Linked DNA regions of Mus musculus: region 1 is linked to region 2. A link is a loop called in an ENCODE intact Hi-C map of the cell type or tissue named here. Cell type or tissue: heart. All regions are shown on one strand. Links, peaks and the distances in the headings refer to the core of each region. The heading gives the core; the rest is flanking DNA.

What was found. Peaks named below come from ENCODE experiments on the same cell type or tissue, not always from the same donor. Only the 100,000 strongest peaks of a DNase experiment are listed, where the experiment ranks them.
Region 1: it touches region 2 in a loop (9-fold over the local background); 8 of 42 quality-filtered maps call a loop at or near these places.

Annotation. Positions count from the first base shown.
Region 1 is chr15:32,008,959-32,017,551 of GRCm38, forward strand. No RefSeq gene overlaps it. Among named protein-coding and RNA genes, the nearest start is that of Gm32499, 140 kb to the right of the region's middle. In heart, for the core only: CTCF peaks have their summits at 1,050 and 3,259 (motif pointing right); no DNase peak of the experiment used is centred there.
Region 2 is chr15:32,727,391-32,735,983 of GRCm38, forward strand. No RefSeq gene overlaps it. Among named protein-coding and RNA genes, the nearest start is that of Gm41289, 41 kb to the right of the region's middle. In heart, for the core only: a CTCF peak has its summit at 3,664 (motif pointing left); no DNase peak of the experiment used is centred there.

The DNA of each region.
Region 1 (8,593 bases), core at 128-8,127, 720 kb before region 2:
GCACTTAATTAAAATAGGCAGCTGCTTGCAATGACTTAGAGTTCAACTACATCATTCAGAGTGAACTACATGTCACTTATCTATACATAACTCTATCATCTACAAACCATGTGTTGGGCTAGAGATATCATTTGTGGGATAGAGTGCCAGCCTATCTTGTGTTAGGCCCCAGATTCAATGTCAAGTACAAGGAGGAAGGAAGGAAGGAAGGAAGGAAGGAAGGAAGGAAGGAAGGAAGGAAGGAAGGAAGGAAACAAGCTATATGCTAGAAGCTCTACTCACAGAAGAATCGAGATGTGATTCTATCAAGTATAGAGTGCTTCATCTCAAGGATGAACCCAGTTTGCAGACTATCTTGTTACTCATAAGCTATTGATACTGGACATTTACTGGCAGTCTGCCTCATATCAGTCCCTACTCTTGTTGTGTAGGGTTTTTCTGACTCTGCAGTAATTCCCAGACACCCCAGTTGTGGTAATTAAGACATAGGAATGCATATGAACTAAGCACTAGGGGTAAAGGGCAAACATGACATCTGATAAAGAAAACAGCTTTGCATAAGAAAAAGCCTTGGGGTTTGTTCAGAACTCTAGAAAAAAGAAAGAAAGAAAAGAAAAAGACAATTTTATTCAAACTGAATTTGACTGAGGGAGCTTATGAAAGGTTATTTGTCTTGAAGGTCAGTGGGTCAAATCTGGACTTGACTGTGAGAATGATAAGATGTTGCTGAATTTTAATCAGAGGACTGCTGAGGTTTATTTTCTATGTTTAAATGGCTATTCTGGCCACAGCTCAGAGACTGAGAGAGGATGAAAGAGGAGGTTTTGGAATAGACCAATCAAGACAGGCTTGCCCTACCCTGGAACTGGGCTGAAATGGTGTGGAGAAGGTGGATCCAAGTGTATTGCATCCATTGTTCCTTGACCAGATGATGGAGGAAAGGCAAAGATGTTGTGGGGAGGCCCAGGAGATATTATATCTAACTCCTGAAATGGGGTGCAGAGTGAGACAATGGGCTCCAAGTCAACTTCCTTATGCAGTGTAAGAGGGCGGCCAGTGGGGGAGCCTGACTACAGGGAAGCAAGTCACCATCACAGACATGACAGTGTTCAGAAGTTAGGCCGGTTATAGAGTAGGGTTTCATATTTGGGTGGAAATGAATCCAGCGATGATGGGAAGAGTCAGAGCACTGGAACTTCTGTAGGTAGGAGACTAGCAAGAAAAAAGCAGGTGCCAGGGGAACCTAAGAACTACAAGGCAGGAAAGCAAAGATGGTGTGGTGCCACCAGATAAAGAGTATCATGAAAGGAAACATATTAACAAGTACCAAATGTTGCCTAGAAGGCAATCACAGTCAGGTCTAAAAGTGTCTTTAATGTTTCTCCTTTAAAGGAATGTGTATGTGTGTGTAAATATATACACACACAACACATATACTTTTAGCCCTGTGTATGTGTGTGTGTATGTGTGTGTGTGTGTGTGTGTGTGTGTGTGTGTGTGTGTGTGTGTGTACCATTAGTACCCATTGGGATGATTGCTGATGTCTTTCAGGCAAGGAGAGGCTGAGATGAATCTGACAGAGCTTGTGCTAGAAAGCAAGGATGAATCACAGAGGAAACAACACAACGGCATAGGATCGGGCTGCATTCGTAGTTGTTCTTCTTGTCCAAAATCACAAGTTATCCAGGAAAACGGTCTTAATTGGTTTCTACAAGTTGACCATCTGGAAAGTCCCCAAGTTTGTAACAGTCATGCTGTTACAAAGGAAAAAAAAAAATCAGAACTGATGCCTCCTGAAGCAGCAATTCAGTGTTCTTATCTGAAGTTAGGAAAAAGGGAAATGGAGCCTAACCTTGTCTCCCAGGAAGGAATTGTAATTATGACAATCCAAATGATCTCATTTCGGAGGGAAAGCATGCTGGCTGCTCATAACTTGGTTCATCACCTCACGGTAGGACAGAACTGATTTGGGAAGTCTCAGATTCGTTAAAAATCATTAGATGTGAGGTAGGCAGGCTGACGCAGGGATAATCAGCACTGTCCAACCAAACCGCCTGTTGAGCTCAAGGCTGTTTTTGAGCACGGATGCATCTGGAAATGGCCAGTACTTTCACTGATGCGGATAGGGCTCTTGGTTTTAGTGATGCAGGACACAGGGCTGGGTGTCACCCACTCCTGTCATGGAATCCTCTTTGCATGGCTTCACATGGCACTTTGGGTCTAGTCTCCAGGTTACTGGAAATGCAAAGGAAAGAACCACAAGCTAAATAGCGCCATGGGAAAGTGTTTGGGTATGTCCAGAAAGCAAGATGTTTCATATGCTCCTAGTGTGGCTCTTCTTTTAAGTCAGGGCTTTGGAGAGGATTATGTTCTGGACTGGAGGAAAGCTAAGAGCCTGAATGGCTGAGCCTGGCATGAACATGCACAATCCTTAATATTCTCTCTCTCTCTCTCTCTCTCTCTCTCGTTCTCACTTTCTTACACTCTCTGTCTCTGCCTCTCTGTCTCTGTCTGTTTCCGTGTGTGTGTGTGTGTATGTGTGTGTGTGTGTGTGTGTGTGTGTGTGTGTGTGTGTGTGTGTGTAGGGTCATGGACACTATTGGAAACATTACTTTTCACTGAGTATTATATTACTTTGAGGGTGATTGTGAGTTTTATAGGTGTGCTCTCTGTTCTGGGAAGTGGCCATGTCTGGACAACTGAAAATCTTCTAGGCACATGGCCCCTCCATCTCTTGAGGCTCCAGATAGTTTCCCCTCCTCTTCCCACTCAAGGTATACTCAGTAGTAACAAAGTCCCACAAAATGAGTCTCTGAGCATTTAAATATTCTTCTCTGTCCTCTTGATCATGTACATACTCCAGAGATGGCACATCAAGCCATCTGGTGTGACTTGCCTTCCTGTTGGACTGAGATGGGCACATCTTCCATTTGAATTTCTAGTGGAGCGTGCACTTCACAGTTAGGACAAAGGTCCACCCAAAGAAGAGTAAATGTTTTATTTGTTTGTTCTTTGTGGGGGTGGGTAAAGAAAATTGTGCTGATTCTTTGCCTAGAGCAGAGCTATACACACTGCATTTCAACAGATAATCATTAGCCCAAAGTCTGTCCAAATTCAAGGCATGATTCAAATTTCATAGTGGGTAAAGATTAGGAGAAAATGTCTACAATATTTTGGAAGGCTTTTAACATGCCAACGGTGGGAAGGAAAAACTAGAAATCAACTACCTCCTCACCAGACATTTTGTGACACTTTCTACTCCAACCAACAGGGGGAGCTGTGTGACTTTTCTGCTCAATTCTAAAAGGGGTGTGTGTATATGTGTATGGGGCGGGGAATCTCTGCCTTTATTCAAGTATGTTTCCTTTTGTTGATGAAATTTTGAAGGTTTTTCTTTTTACATGACTCCTATATAGCTCTTGTTATATTTTTAAAGCCCTGTGTTTTGGGTGGTAGGGGCTTTTATTCTGTGAGAGGAGTCAGCTGTGGCATTTTCTATAGCACCATGCAACAATATTATTTCCTTCATATAGCTCTAAATCTGTTATGGTGTCTTTTAAAAGATTATGACTATTTTGTTTTATTTTTATTGAGCTATAATATGTTTACATATTTACTGTTGCACACATTTTACAGAAAAGAACAGAAACATTTCCCTAATTTCACGGGGAGGGGGGTACTTCCAACGAAATACTATGTAACTGTGAATACATTATATTGATACAAACAGCCAAATGGATTTTTGTGCCAATAGGTAAGCTAAATGATAGGCACTGCATGTATATTCTAGAAATGAACATTGCAATATACAGATAAGAAATACCTAGATGAGGCTCCCCACTCCAGGAACATAGAAATAGGGGTTCTAGTATAAGTGGCTAAGGGATTTCCATTCTTATATGAGAGGGTCAGATTCTGCATCAGAAAGTGGAGTTAGGGATAACTCGGTATAAAGTAAGTGGAGGACACAGTAAGGTGGAGTGGGTCTGTGCAAAGATCCCGAGGAGGGAAAGTGGCTGGCACACACTTGAAGGAAAAGCATAGTTTTAGGAGCAAATGATAGGAACAGGTGTGTGGTACTTTCTCAGTTGACTGGAATGTGCTTTGCCCTCTTGATGGCCAACTTCAGGTCACACCCGAGATAACATTTGAAAGTACTGTGTGATCTCTGGACTTTCAGTTCTTTCTCAGGACAGTTGGTGGCTCGAGCCTCGTGTATGAAAACCTGACACAGGAAGAAACTTCAAGGTCTTTCTTTATGTCATAGGCTGGGAATTTATGGTTGGTAAATAGAATAAAAATGTTTCATCTTGTGTCTCTTTTTTTAATACAAGTTTTAAAATAAGCACATATGATGTAATTAAGTACAAAGTATGTTCTCAAACAATACTCAAAGTGACTGATTCCCCTCTTTTCTACCCTAAAGGCAACATCTGTTACCAATTTCTTCTAAGCCATTCCAGAGATATTCCAGTTGCCATAGCATGAGAGAGAGAGAGAGAGAGAGAGAGAGAGAAGGAGATAAAAACCTGTGCTCAGATACCAGTGCACATTGTGTGTGTGTGTGTGTGTGTGTGTTTAGGACAGAGGTCAGGTGCTATATGCGTTATTTTAAGAGACAATCTCTCTCACTGAGACTTGGGGCATGCATCTAGGCTAATAGGGTTGGCCAGAGTCCCCAGGGATTCACCTGTCTCTACCTCTTTGGTACTGAGATTGCAAGGATGAAGTTCTATGCCTAGATTTTTTTTTTTTTTGTGGGCACTGGGCATTGAAGTCATGCTTTCTTTTCTTTTCTTTTCTTTTTTTTAAAAAAGATTTATTTATTTATTATATGTAAGTACACTGTAGCTGTCTTCAGACACACCAGAAGAGAGCGTCAGATCTTGTTACGGATGGTTGTGAGCCACCATGTGGTTGCTGGGACTTGAACACTGGACCTTTGGAAGAGCAGTCGGGTACTCTCACCCTCTGAGCCATCTCACCAGCCCGAAGTCATGCTTTCATAGAAAGCACTTTACTGACTGAACGAACCATCTTCCCAGACCATGGCGTCTTATATCCCTTCATAGTCCTACTCAGTCATCTTCCATCTAAAAACCCTTTCTTGTTTCCTGAGTGTTTGCTTTTGCCTTAGGGACTTGTTGCATCTGTCTCAACATCTCCAGACACATGTTCATGCTATGAAGAAGCGGGTGATCATAGGATGGCCATCTCTCCAAAGCAGAAGACTCAACAGAATCCATTCCTTCACTCTCCTTCCATATTTGTAGATGAGTTGTCATTAATAGTCATCATTAAACTCGGAGACTCTTCCAACCATGCCTTGCTGCAAAGGGAACACAGAGTAGTGATCCCGTGGCATCTCCCTGCCCTCTGGTGGGTTGACTAAATCTCATCTGGAATTGACATCTAGAAGGGGATAAGTTCTAAGTGCAGAGCAGCTGTGAAATTCCTGCTTAAGCAATGTCCATCCTGTCTACTTGCTGCTTTCTGTGCTTAGAACCAAGACGTGTGCTCTAAGCTACAGTTCTTTACCTATATCATCAGCAGGATCCATATTGTCACCTTCCTCCTGTGAATCTTTGCACCTCAGTGGGCATCATCCAGGAAGCAATTCTTTTAGCAACATCTTGTCATGTTCTCCTGACACTTGTGTTTTTGTGTTTCTATGTAGATTAGACACTGGAGTGCCCAGAAATGTGGACAGAAGAGTCACTTACAGCCCAGTGCTAGAGAGTGCTGGGATTGTGGGCTGATGCAGCTTGGCAGCAGATGTCTAAGGGACAGAAAATGCTTTCCTGATTTTACTCTTCTGTCATTATTTCCCAGAGGAAATTGTTTCATAGAATTTAAATTCACAATGAATGAAGCCTGAGCGGATTCATCCTAAACACTGTGTTCCCTGGGTTGTCTCATCTGAGGAATTGGTTTCCCTTTAAGGCCAAGCTCTCAGGTCTGAATTGATATTTCTTAGGCATTTAAGAGAGAAGATAGAAGATCCTAGGGTTCTCCATTTCTAGCTATAAATGATTATACAATCTTGGCGACCAGTCTTTCTGGAGATTTTAGATTATTAAGTTGATGCCTCATGACTGACTTAATGATGTCTTTCTTATTGGACACTTAATATTTTATGTTTTCACTGCTCTAATGAAGAACGCTACAAGAAATGCATGTAAGTGAGACTATTCACAAGTGACATATACAGTCACACGTTTTGACATAGCTTAGTCACGGGAGGGGTTACTTCTCTTACACTTCCCAGTTCTCTTCCTTTTGTGGAGACTCAGACCCTATGCCATTCTTCTACAATAGAGAGTGACTTATCCCTGGCTCCTCTCTAATGGCTGCCTTTCTGTGTGACCAGTTATGACTAATGTCACGTGGGCAGAAGTGGTACAAGTAAACTGTAGTAGCCATAAACTTCTTTAATGGGAGATTATTGTGCAATCTTTTTCTCTCCTTCCAATGTTGTGTTGAGGATGTGAGTTTGAGAGCTTGAGTGTGCTCTCACCGTATACTGTGAGACAGATATGACAGGAGCTGGACAAGGGAACAGCTGAGCTCCTGTGTGCTTGTAAGGAACTGACTCATTATACCAGCACCAGGCTGCTTTGGAAGGTGCAAATTAACTTCTATCCTGTTAACAATCTTTCTGTGGGGTCTTTGTAATTTTCACCTTCATGCAACCTTGCAGGAGTATAATGAGAGAATCCTAGAGTTCAAGGGTGATCAGGAATAATGCCTAGAGACTGGAACTGAGATCCCAGCGAACAAAGTAGACATACCCTAACAAAATTAGCTCCCTCAGAGCTTCTCCCTCTATGATTAGCTGAGATTATAGGATCTGCTTCAACGTTCTTCACTGTCTATTAGATCACACACTGAAGCCAGACAGGGTAGATACAGTGACCTCATGCCCCAGGTAATGAAACCAAACTCTCCAGACAAATAGAGAGGCTGGCTAAAATGACAGGCTTCTGCACAACCCAGACCTACTGACTCACAGTGCCTGGGGATGCCGACTAAGGAGTACTTATAGTCAGTTTATTAAATGTTCCTGAAGTGAGGACGTGCTTGGGACTTATGCCCCAATTCTGCTGAGTTTTCAGATAATTGCTTTGTTGTCCAGTAACTTTTTGAACACACCCTGTGGAATTGAGCCCGTATGAAATAGATATAAAGAAACATATGTTGTGACCAGCTTATTATGCCTTTGAGTACTGGGAAACTGAGGCACATAAGTAGTCTGTTACTTTAGCAAGCATAGCATCGCTCTGTCCCTGGGCTTGGAGTCATTGGGAGCTGAGTCTCCTTGCCTTGTCCTTTGGCCGCTCCCAGCATCCCCGAGTCAGCTCATCTAGCTAGCTCTTCACATTCAGCTCTACAGGGAAGACAACAGGACACAGTGGGGATGGACAGACACACTTCAGCTCCTTTGGGGATGCTTTCTCTAGTGGGGATGCTTCCAATCCTCTCTAGTTTTGAAGTTATTAAATAATTAGGTTCCTTATGTCCCCCTGGGAAGTTTGGCTAGCTCTTTAAACTGAGAACTCATTAATCCCCACATTTTTACAGCTTTCCCAAGTTGTATCCCAGGTCTTATAATGTGACTATATGTCATTTCAGCCATCAGTAGGGTGTGGTTCATGTTTCTCTGGGTCCAAATTGGCTTGTGACCTTGGGTGACCATGACATGCCATCCCTGTTGGTTTGGCATTACAAGCATCACTTGTCTTCTTGGAAGCTTGTTCTACTGTGCAAACAGTCCAGGATCCCTTGATGGGCAAAGAGGGGGAAAGCAGACAGGTTAGCCCAGTTTACAGCCAGCTGACTAACCTGATCACCTGGAGGGTGAGCTACGAAGGCCTCATCTGAGAAGTGCAGAATTATAAACTACATAAACCTTGGATGTCTTACACTACCAAATGGTTAATTATGCAACAAAGGGCAGATAGTACAGGCATCAATGGGGGCTAACTAAGGGTTGGTAAAAAGAGCTGGGGGTGGCCATAGTGAGGACACATGCCCTCAAGTGTGACTGAGTTTCCAATCCTCCATAAGCAAGGACATTTCCTGTACTATTAAGGAAAGAAATTTCTTTCCCAGGAGTCTCCCTTAATGTGAGCTGATGCGTCCATTTGTTTGCTCACTCCTACTTCACTTTCAAAAGCTCAGCTGTGGGAGAGAAACCCCTGAGGACATTATAGCCTCCACTAATTGTTCCTGTCTGCATTTGGCACCATGATCTGCTGTTGGGCCAGAATGAGACACAGTGGTGATGAAGGAGCAGAGGGAACCATTCCAGAAAGCTCAATCCTAAATCTGAGGTGCTTCTGCAGTGTCTTCTGATTTTGTTTTAAAACAATTGACATAGAATAAAATTTCTACCCTAAAGTACTACAGCCCAATGGCTGGCTTTACTGACTGGCAGGGACACATGGCTACTACCACTGTCTAATTCTCAAGCATGTCTCCAAACAAAAATGTATATGTTTATTAATCAAGTTTTCATTAAAAGGCAAACTTTCCCCAACAATAACAGAAAGGACATAGGTATGTGCAAAATAAAAAGAAAGCCCATTCTCAT
Region 2 (8,593 bases), core at 444-8,443:
GACAGATTGACATAACATCCACAAGACAAGAATAAAACTTGATCTGAGTCATAACCTCCTATCCACAAGACAAGAATAAAATTTGATCTGAGTCATAACCTCCTCGGGAAGATTATACGATGCATGGTTTCTAATGTTAGGAACACGATGCTTTAACGGGCAAAAAAAAAATGTTCAAATACTTTTATTATTTTTAACTGATTTTTTACTTGAAAAATCATTACATCCTGACCTTTTAGGCTTCTGAAAAGCTACCAAACCATCTCTTTTGTGTGTGTTTTTGTGTTTTCCCAGCACCAGGCTGGGGTGAGAATGACCCTCTAAAGGGTTGAATTTGTTTACAATCCTATCTGCTGCTTTGTTCTGAACAGGAGAAAGCAGATACTTCTGTGAGGGAAGTTCTGAAACAGGAACATGAGAGATTTGAGAGGGAAATTAGTAACACTCACCCTGGGCTCCTGTGGGCTGTGCCTGGGACATGAATTTAGACTTTATGCGCAAGCATCTGAGAATGAACCTGCTCTGCCCCTTCAATGTTGGAGCAGCACAAGTGGCCTTGCCTGAGTGTAGTTCATCTTCTGGGATATGACAAGGTCTCTCTGCAGCTGCAGACTCCAGGCTCCTTTTAAATGTCATCCAGCACTCACCTGCCCATAGCCCACCTTTCCTTACAGAGCTTCTAAGAATGAGCTGTTTCCCTGCTCCCACTGTGTGTAGTGTTTCTGTAGATGTTATGCAGTGTGCTGGGGTTTCCAGCATTAGCCACAAAGTGAATGTGTGACATATTTAGGGGTCTGATAAAAACAGAGTAGATGGATAAATGAAGGATGTTTAAAACAGCAAAATGGATGCTCAGGAGAGCATTCCCCTCGATCTTCTCCCAGTTGAGGACACAGAAATCCCATCCGATAAATCTGCCCCCTTGAATTTGTGCTTCTAGAAGTCCTGAGAAACATAAATTCTTCTTTATAAATTATCCAGTCTCTATACATGTAGGCCAAATGCCCATACACATAAGATAGACAGACAGACAGACAGACAGACAGACAGATAGATAGATAGATAGATAGACAGATAGATTAAATAAATAAATAAATAAATAAATCAATCAATCAATCAATCAATCAATCAATCACCCAGTCTCTGGTATCCTAAATACATTGTACAGTGGTGCCCCAAGAAACTGGCTCAGAACACAGATTCCAACCCTGGTCCTGCCAGGTACAAGAAGCAGTAGAATCCTGATGGAGATATATCCCCCTGTCTATACATGTTTCATTTTATATATTCACCTGTCTCTACATCTTCGTATCTATACATCCTCCAGTTTATACATCCTCCTGTCTACACACCCCCTGTAGGCGTGTCAGAAAGCAGAGTGGACAGCATTTCCAAGCAGGTATCACCTAATGATTTTCTGGAAAAAAGTTTGAGTTCTATAATTTTAAATATTAACCCACTCAAATTCAAATTTTAAAGTCACATAGGAGCCTAGGGAGAAAGCTGCGTCGGTAAAGTGCTTGCAGCACAAACAAGAGATCGATCGTGCGTTTATACCCAAGAAGAAAAGCAAGAGTTATTGTAAACATAACAAGCCTGTCATCCCAGTACCAGAGAGAATGTTCCTGGTGAACCACAGAGGCTCAGTGACCGAACAGTCTTCTCAAAGCTCAGTGAAAGACCTTGTCTCAAAAGATCTGGCAGAGAACTAATTTATGTAGATAATGTTTGGCCTACACACATAGCCACACATACAGGCCACTGAGTATAAAAGAAAAATATTCTATATGCCTTACAAAGCATTAATAGATTCTAGGCTACCACAGTCTAATACCTTGCCATTTTTGTTTAAACTGTATTACATCAGTGTCTGGAGACTGGAATTTTCCTTTGCACTCAGAAGTACCTCTGCTGAAGTCCAGGGAGGTGCAGCAGGGGCTCAAAAGCGCCTAATGACCATGGGCTCTGCTCATTCTTTTCTATCCCCAAGTGTAATGAAACGAGAGACTGATTTTCCTTGGCACCATCTGAACAGGAATTTGTTTTTGTTTGGAACAAATACTTATGTGGGTGAAATTAAAAATTGCCATCTTGGATCAGGGTGTAGCCCAGTGGCAGAACACACAAAGAATCTTGGATTCTACTTCTAGCACCACACACAAAGGAACATAAATCTCATCATGTTAAATAAGACATGTAATGTTGTAAATGAAAGAAAATAAATACCTTCAAGAAGGGTTTGGATTAATAGCGTTACAATGTAATAGTTTACATTATTTTGAATTTGGATGAGGTAGATAAAATAATCCCACCACCGTTTGATATTATATTATATACCAGCAGATTTCCAACACTCTCAGATAACTTACATTCTATCAAAACCAGAAACTAACATTGCAAATAGAATTAAGGTTATTAAACATGTGACTCTTAGATAAGACTGTTCTGAAATATCCAGAGACCACTTATCCACTTATCACTAAATATCCACTTATCACTAAAGTTGATAAGTGGAGACACAGGGACCAGAGTCAAAGTGCTGTGTTGTGAGACAGATCTCACCATCTGGGAAGGCTCTTGAAGAAGCAAGGAGCCACAAAGCACAGCATCTGAACAGTCACTCCAAAGTGGAGAAGGCAGGCAAAGGGATTCTTTCCCCAAAACTTCAAAATTGGCTAAACCCATATCGGCAGGTGTTTTTTAGGCTCATGGGGTACTTTTTAGGTTCTTGGTTTTTAGATATGTGATGATGAATTATTGTGGTTTAAGATACCAAGGGTTTGGTAATCTGTAACAGATAACAGAAGTAAAATAACAATAGCCTGCCTCCTATCTTGATCTTGGCTATTTGAAGTTTCTGATCTTGTTGAACTGTCAGAGTCCTTGTTTTCCCATTTCTTCTTGGTCTTAGATCCCTTCTCACAACAGTGAAAAGTTGATAATCCCCACCAGCACAGAATGGCACAACTCTGATAATGGATGTCTATGATGTGCCTTTCATGGAGCTGTCTTTGTCCTGGTTGTGCCAGTTAGGTTTTTGGCAACTTATCACAAGCTAGGGTCACTGGGGAAGAGTAAACCTCAAGTGAGAAAATGCCTCCATCAGACTGACATGTAGTAGGCAAATCTGCAAGGGCATTTTCTTGATTAATGAGTAATGTCAAAGGAACCAACCAGCTTTGGGTATCCTCATCTCTGAGAGGAAGTTCTGGCATGTATATGAAAGCAGGCTAAGCAAGCTATATAAACCAAGTCAGTAAGAAGCATTCTTCCAAGATCTGATTTGGTTACTGCCCAAGTTACTTTTGGTCATGATGTTTATTATAGCAATAGAAAGAAAACTTGGACATTGGCAGACAGTATAATTTCTGAGTGCCCAGTCGCCAGGATCCCCTTCACAGGAAACTTGTTTGTACTACAGATGTCCTTGTCCTTAGCCTCCTTCCCTGAGAGCTCTAATCAGATAAAAGTTATATTCATTTGCATCAACAACAGTGTGTTAGTTACAAGCCTTGGGTAGATGAGGGTAACACGCATCTCAGGACCAACAGAAAATGGAAAGCTAACCAGGGAAATGCTCAGCCCGATAGAAGAGAACAAGGAAGGAAGTGTGAGATATGTTGGATTACCAAAGCAGACCTCTGCAGACAGTGCCATCTGCTGGCTTTACAGTAGTCAGTCGCATGCTCCTTGGGAGCCACCTTGTGAATGAGGCATTGTCAGTGTGGCATGTCTGCAGAGTAAAAGGGCCAGTCAAGTCATTAGCTCTAGCTGATCTGTAGGCATGTGTGGGACCAGTGTGTGGCTCTATATGGCATTATTCTTTTTCAACTCCCTGGGGTAAACTGAGAGGACAGGAAAATGGAGAACAAAGTCCACACTGACTAACTCTGCCTTCAGCTAATTGAAGTTCACCTTTTGCTCAAGAAATTACACCAAGCCAACACTAGCCTATAGGAATCCATCATGCTTCCCGTGTAAGTGGTAATAACTACTGCCTCCTAGTTTGTAAGAGAAGGTAAGACCCTGTGTGCAAGCAACATCAACTTGACAGTTCTAAGCATAATATGCTTTGTTCTGTTCTCTTTGTTGACAAACAGATAACTCCCTTCATTTTCAAGTTTGTATCTTTGGTAAATGAAATATTTTTTGGCACGTACCGTGTTCCAGAGCATAATTGGTCATAAATATTAACTCCACTGAGCTGTTTCAATCTTTATACCACAGTGACTAAAGCAGATTCCATTCTTATTCTTCCTTTTGAAAAAAAGTTGTGAAGACTCTGAATTTTGACAGTTAGTAAGCAGTGGTATAAGCACTCTACATCCTTGTGAACCTATTCCATACAGTTCCCGTTACTGACTGTGATGCTCACAAGTGTGCACATGTGTTTACAATGTTCCTGCAGTATCTAGCACGTGATGGATTTTTATTATCACCCAACAGCAACTGAGAGTTCATGGTCACCACTTGGTCAAGCTGACTCAGCCTTGGTTACTTGTGAGGCGAGAAAGCAAATAGCTAAGGATAGTCTCCCTTCTTCCAGCATCATGTCTATCTTGTGTGCAGAGTGCCAAATGTGGACAGTTCCAGTGGGCTCTGCTCTTTACTAACTGACTTTTTTGAAGGAGATATACAAGTTATTTCAATTAGTACAGTAGTGAAGAGGACTCTGCAGACACAGTAGGGTGAGAGATGCAGAGGGAGTCCAGATGTGATGTTCTCTGCAACATGCATAGATGGAGAGTGGCTTGAGACTCCACATAGCCAGGAAAACTGTTAGGACCAAAACTGAGGCAAATGGACTTGTTTTACAAATTGTTGAATGAATGTAGTGTTGGCTTTTGCAAATAACAAATCTTATTTTGATTTAGGGGGACTGGCTAAAAGTAGATTTCAAGGCCAAGTAGACATCTCCATACTTGAGAATGAGCCAGATCTCTATGGCCAGTTCAGAGGAAAAACTGGGATATGGTTGGATTCTTCATCATGAACTAATTTCTCTACGGGGTCTCATTTTTTAATGGAGAACAAATTACAGATGCACACAACAGGGAGATCTTTGCATTCATAAACATAGCAAGATTCTATACCCTGAAAATCTATATATATTTTACAAACGCAAAACAAGAATGAGATTGTCACCTGAAACAAACACAATGCCAGGGGCATATCTGCAAGAATATGTTTATTCTCCACTTAATAAAAAAGCCTTTCACAACATGAACACAAAACATTTTGTTGATGCTAGCACATAAGATATGTATTCAGTCAATATGCTCTTCTGGTACGTGCTGTGGATGGTCACTATCTATTGGGTGTTGAAAAGACACAGGGTATGAGACAGTGCCTCTGTTCCTGATGCAATCACACCAGGCAAATACAGGACATAACACATGAGGTAATTTCTGTGAAGTGCTAGGGAGGCAGTTGATCACTGGAAGTTAGCAGCCCCAGTGAGAAGGTAATATCGTTGCTGCTTTTTGTAGACTCCCTTTGAAAAATGTTCTGAAGCCAGTATGTATGCCCCATCTGCTCCTTGGGCTTAGGGATCCTTCCTGCCCCACGGTGCCATGCTTTACCAGCCAACCTTTATAAACTGCCTCCTTTAGCTCTATTGAGTCTAAGCTTGGGAGAGCTTGGGTAATAAGAGGAAAGGAGCATTTCAGTATTTATTCCTTGGCTCCCCTACCTAATGTGCATGGGTTGACCATGGCTGTGCTCTGACTCTGAAGGATACTGCTATTTTAGAATGCACCTTGTACTTGTCTGGTTGGAGTCTCATTACTTGGCATATGCCTATGGTTGGAAAAACACATGCTGCATATACCACACACACACACACACACACACACACACACACACACACACACACACCCTGAGGGACAGTGTGGGTGTTGGGTAGATGGAGAGGAAGGTAGATTCTAAATTGAAAAACAAAGATGGCATAAGAGGTTTATTGTGGTGGAGGTGTGGTTTATAGGCGTGTGGGATGCAAGGGAATGCCATGTGGAGGCCAAAGAAGGATGCCAGGCATCTTCCTCTGTCTCTGGCCAGTTTATTTTTAAGAGAGTGTCTCTCACTGAACCTTAAGCTCATTGCTTGCTGGACAGCAAGTTCTAAGGATATGCTTTTCTCAGATCTGGAGGAACGGGTTTTATTTATTTATTTATTTATTTATTTATTTATTTATTTATTTTTGTGGGTGCTAGGACTTTAACTTGGGTACTTTTGATTGTCTACCAAGCACTCCAGCACCAGTTGAAACAGTTCTTCACATCCTTGAATTGAGCTTCTAATAAAAAAGCGCTGTTGTATAGCCCAGGTATATTAACTACAACAGGTATGAAAATAAGGTAAAGTGGATTTATTCATAAAGAAAGCAATTTAAGAGGGGAAATACACACAAACTTAAGAAAAAATTAAAAGATCTATTCCCCCAAAACTCCCTTGTTCTTTCCTCTTTCTTCAGCACCTTCTGTTTTCTCCATTCCAGAGTAACAATGGCTCTCAAGTTTAGCATGAGAATGAATCTTGAGGGAGGAAGAATAAAGGGTCTCACAGGAGCATGGGAACAGATTGCCTGACTGACAATTCAGTGAGCCAAATCGAGTGTATTGTTTCAAACTCAGTGTAAAATATAAAACCTTAAAATTTAAGACCTCTGTAAATCTGTTAAACATTTTAAGAACTGAGTTTTACCCATAAGATTTTCACATAAGGGGGAGTGACCACACTCACATGGAATAATGACTTGTAGTGAACAGGATGGATTCATGTTTGTGATGCAGTGTGAACAGGGAGGTCTCGTCCCCTTCATAGATGTTTGAGCTGCAGGAGAGGACAAGGATAGAGTTGAATCTCACTGGTAAGTCAGAAGATATTAAGATGCCACCATCTGTCTTTCTCCTCCTGGAACCCTGAGGAAGATGGCTTTCTCTCTTCTGAAGTAGGATAACATGTCAACCACTCTTTTAGAATTTATCCTGTCTCTTCTTGAATTTTTATTAACATGCAAATAAATGATGAAATCCTGGAGGACATAATTCCTAACCAAGATGAAGGATTTTGCCCATGGGAAATCCTGGTAGCAGCTACTGGATAGGAAAGAAAAATAACTGCAGAAATCTCAGAGGCATTTAATTGTCAACTCCAGCAGCAGCATGGTAATAACAGCTCATGCATATCCTTGTTGTATTAATGAGACAAAATTTTCCAGGGTGTGAAAAGGTGTTCTTATTTTATTTATCAAAATCCACAGCTAAGCCCTGGAGACCTGCTTAGTCAGAATATCGGCTTCTGTTGAAGAATTTTCCTGTCTTTTTTCTTTGCCCTCTTTTTCTCTTATCTATCCATATCTATCATTTTTCTGTCTGTTTGTCTATCACCTGACTGTCTGTCTATCTATCCTTGTTTCCATATGTATATGAGTATCACATAATTACATATTATATTCAAAGAAATAAACATACGCATATATGTGGATATTAACCTCAAACTAACATCATGTAACAACTTACCATGAACTTGGTTGAGACTTCAGGACACAGAAATGTTGATACTACTCTTTAGTTTTGAAAGAAGATGGGTTTTGAATGTGAGCAACAGATGTGCAGATAAAGAGAATATCAGGCAAAGAGAGTGTGAGACAGGGCTGGTGAGATGGCTCAGTGGGTAAGAGCACCCGACTGCTCTTCCAAAGGTCCGAAGTTCAAATCCCAGCAACCACATGGTGGCTCACAACCACCCGTAATAAGATCTGATACCCTCTTCTGGTGCGTCTGAAGACAGCTACAGTGTACTTACATATAATAAATAAATAAATAAATAAATAAATAAATAAAGTGAGAGACAGGCATTTGTAACTTGACAGGACACAGCATTCTTCATCCCCATACCCTATTCTGATGCGTCTGAAGACAGCTACAGTGTACTTACATATAATAAATAAATAAATGAATAAATAAATGAATAAATAAATAAATAAATAAATAAAGTGAGAGACAGGCATTTGTAACTTGACAGGACACAGCATTCTTCATCCCCAATGGTTGGCCAAACTGAGATGGGGATGCAAGTGCTGAGATGGGGATGCAAGTGACCTGAGAGACACTCTTGGAGGGAAATGGCCTTGTCTTGTCTACACAGAGGAGAGATGTCATCATATGCTTTCAAGACTCAAAAGGGAATTTGGCTGAACATAAAGGACAGACATCCCAGCCCTGACTCTGGGAGCCACTTCACCATTCTTGCCTCAGTGAGAGGTAAAGGCAACTGTATCAGCCCCTCTCTCTTCACTCCAATGTCAGAAACAGAGGCTGGGAAGGTGGCTCAAGTACTAAACTGCTTGTTGTACAAATTTGATGACCCAAGTTTGGATTCTCAGTACCCATATAAAAATCCAGGTAAGGGAGTATGTATCTGTACCCAGATATGGCTGTGGGGACTGGGGGAGGCAGATTCACGGGAGCTCACCAGCAAGTCAGACTAATAGAATCAGTGAACACCGAGATTAGTGAAGTGCCATGCTCAGCTCCATGAAAATGACTCACCTGTGTTTCAGGCACAAATAAAGCTTCCTAATTATTGATCC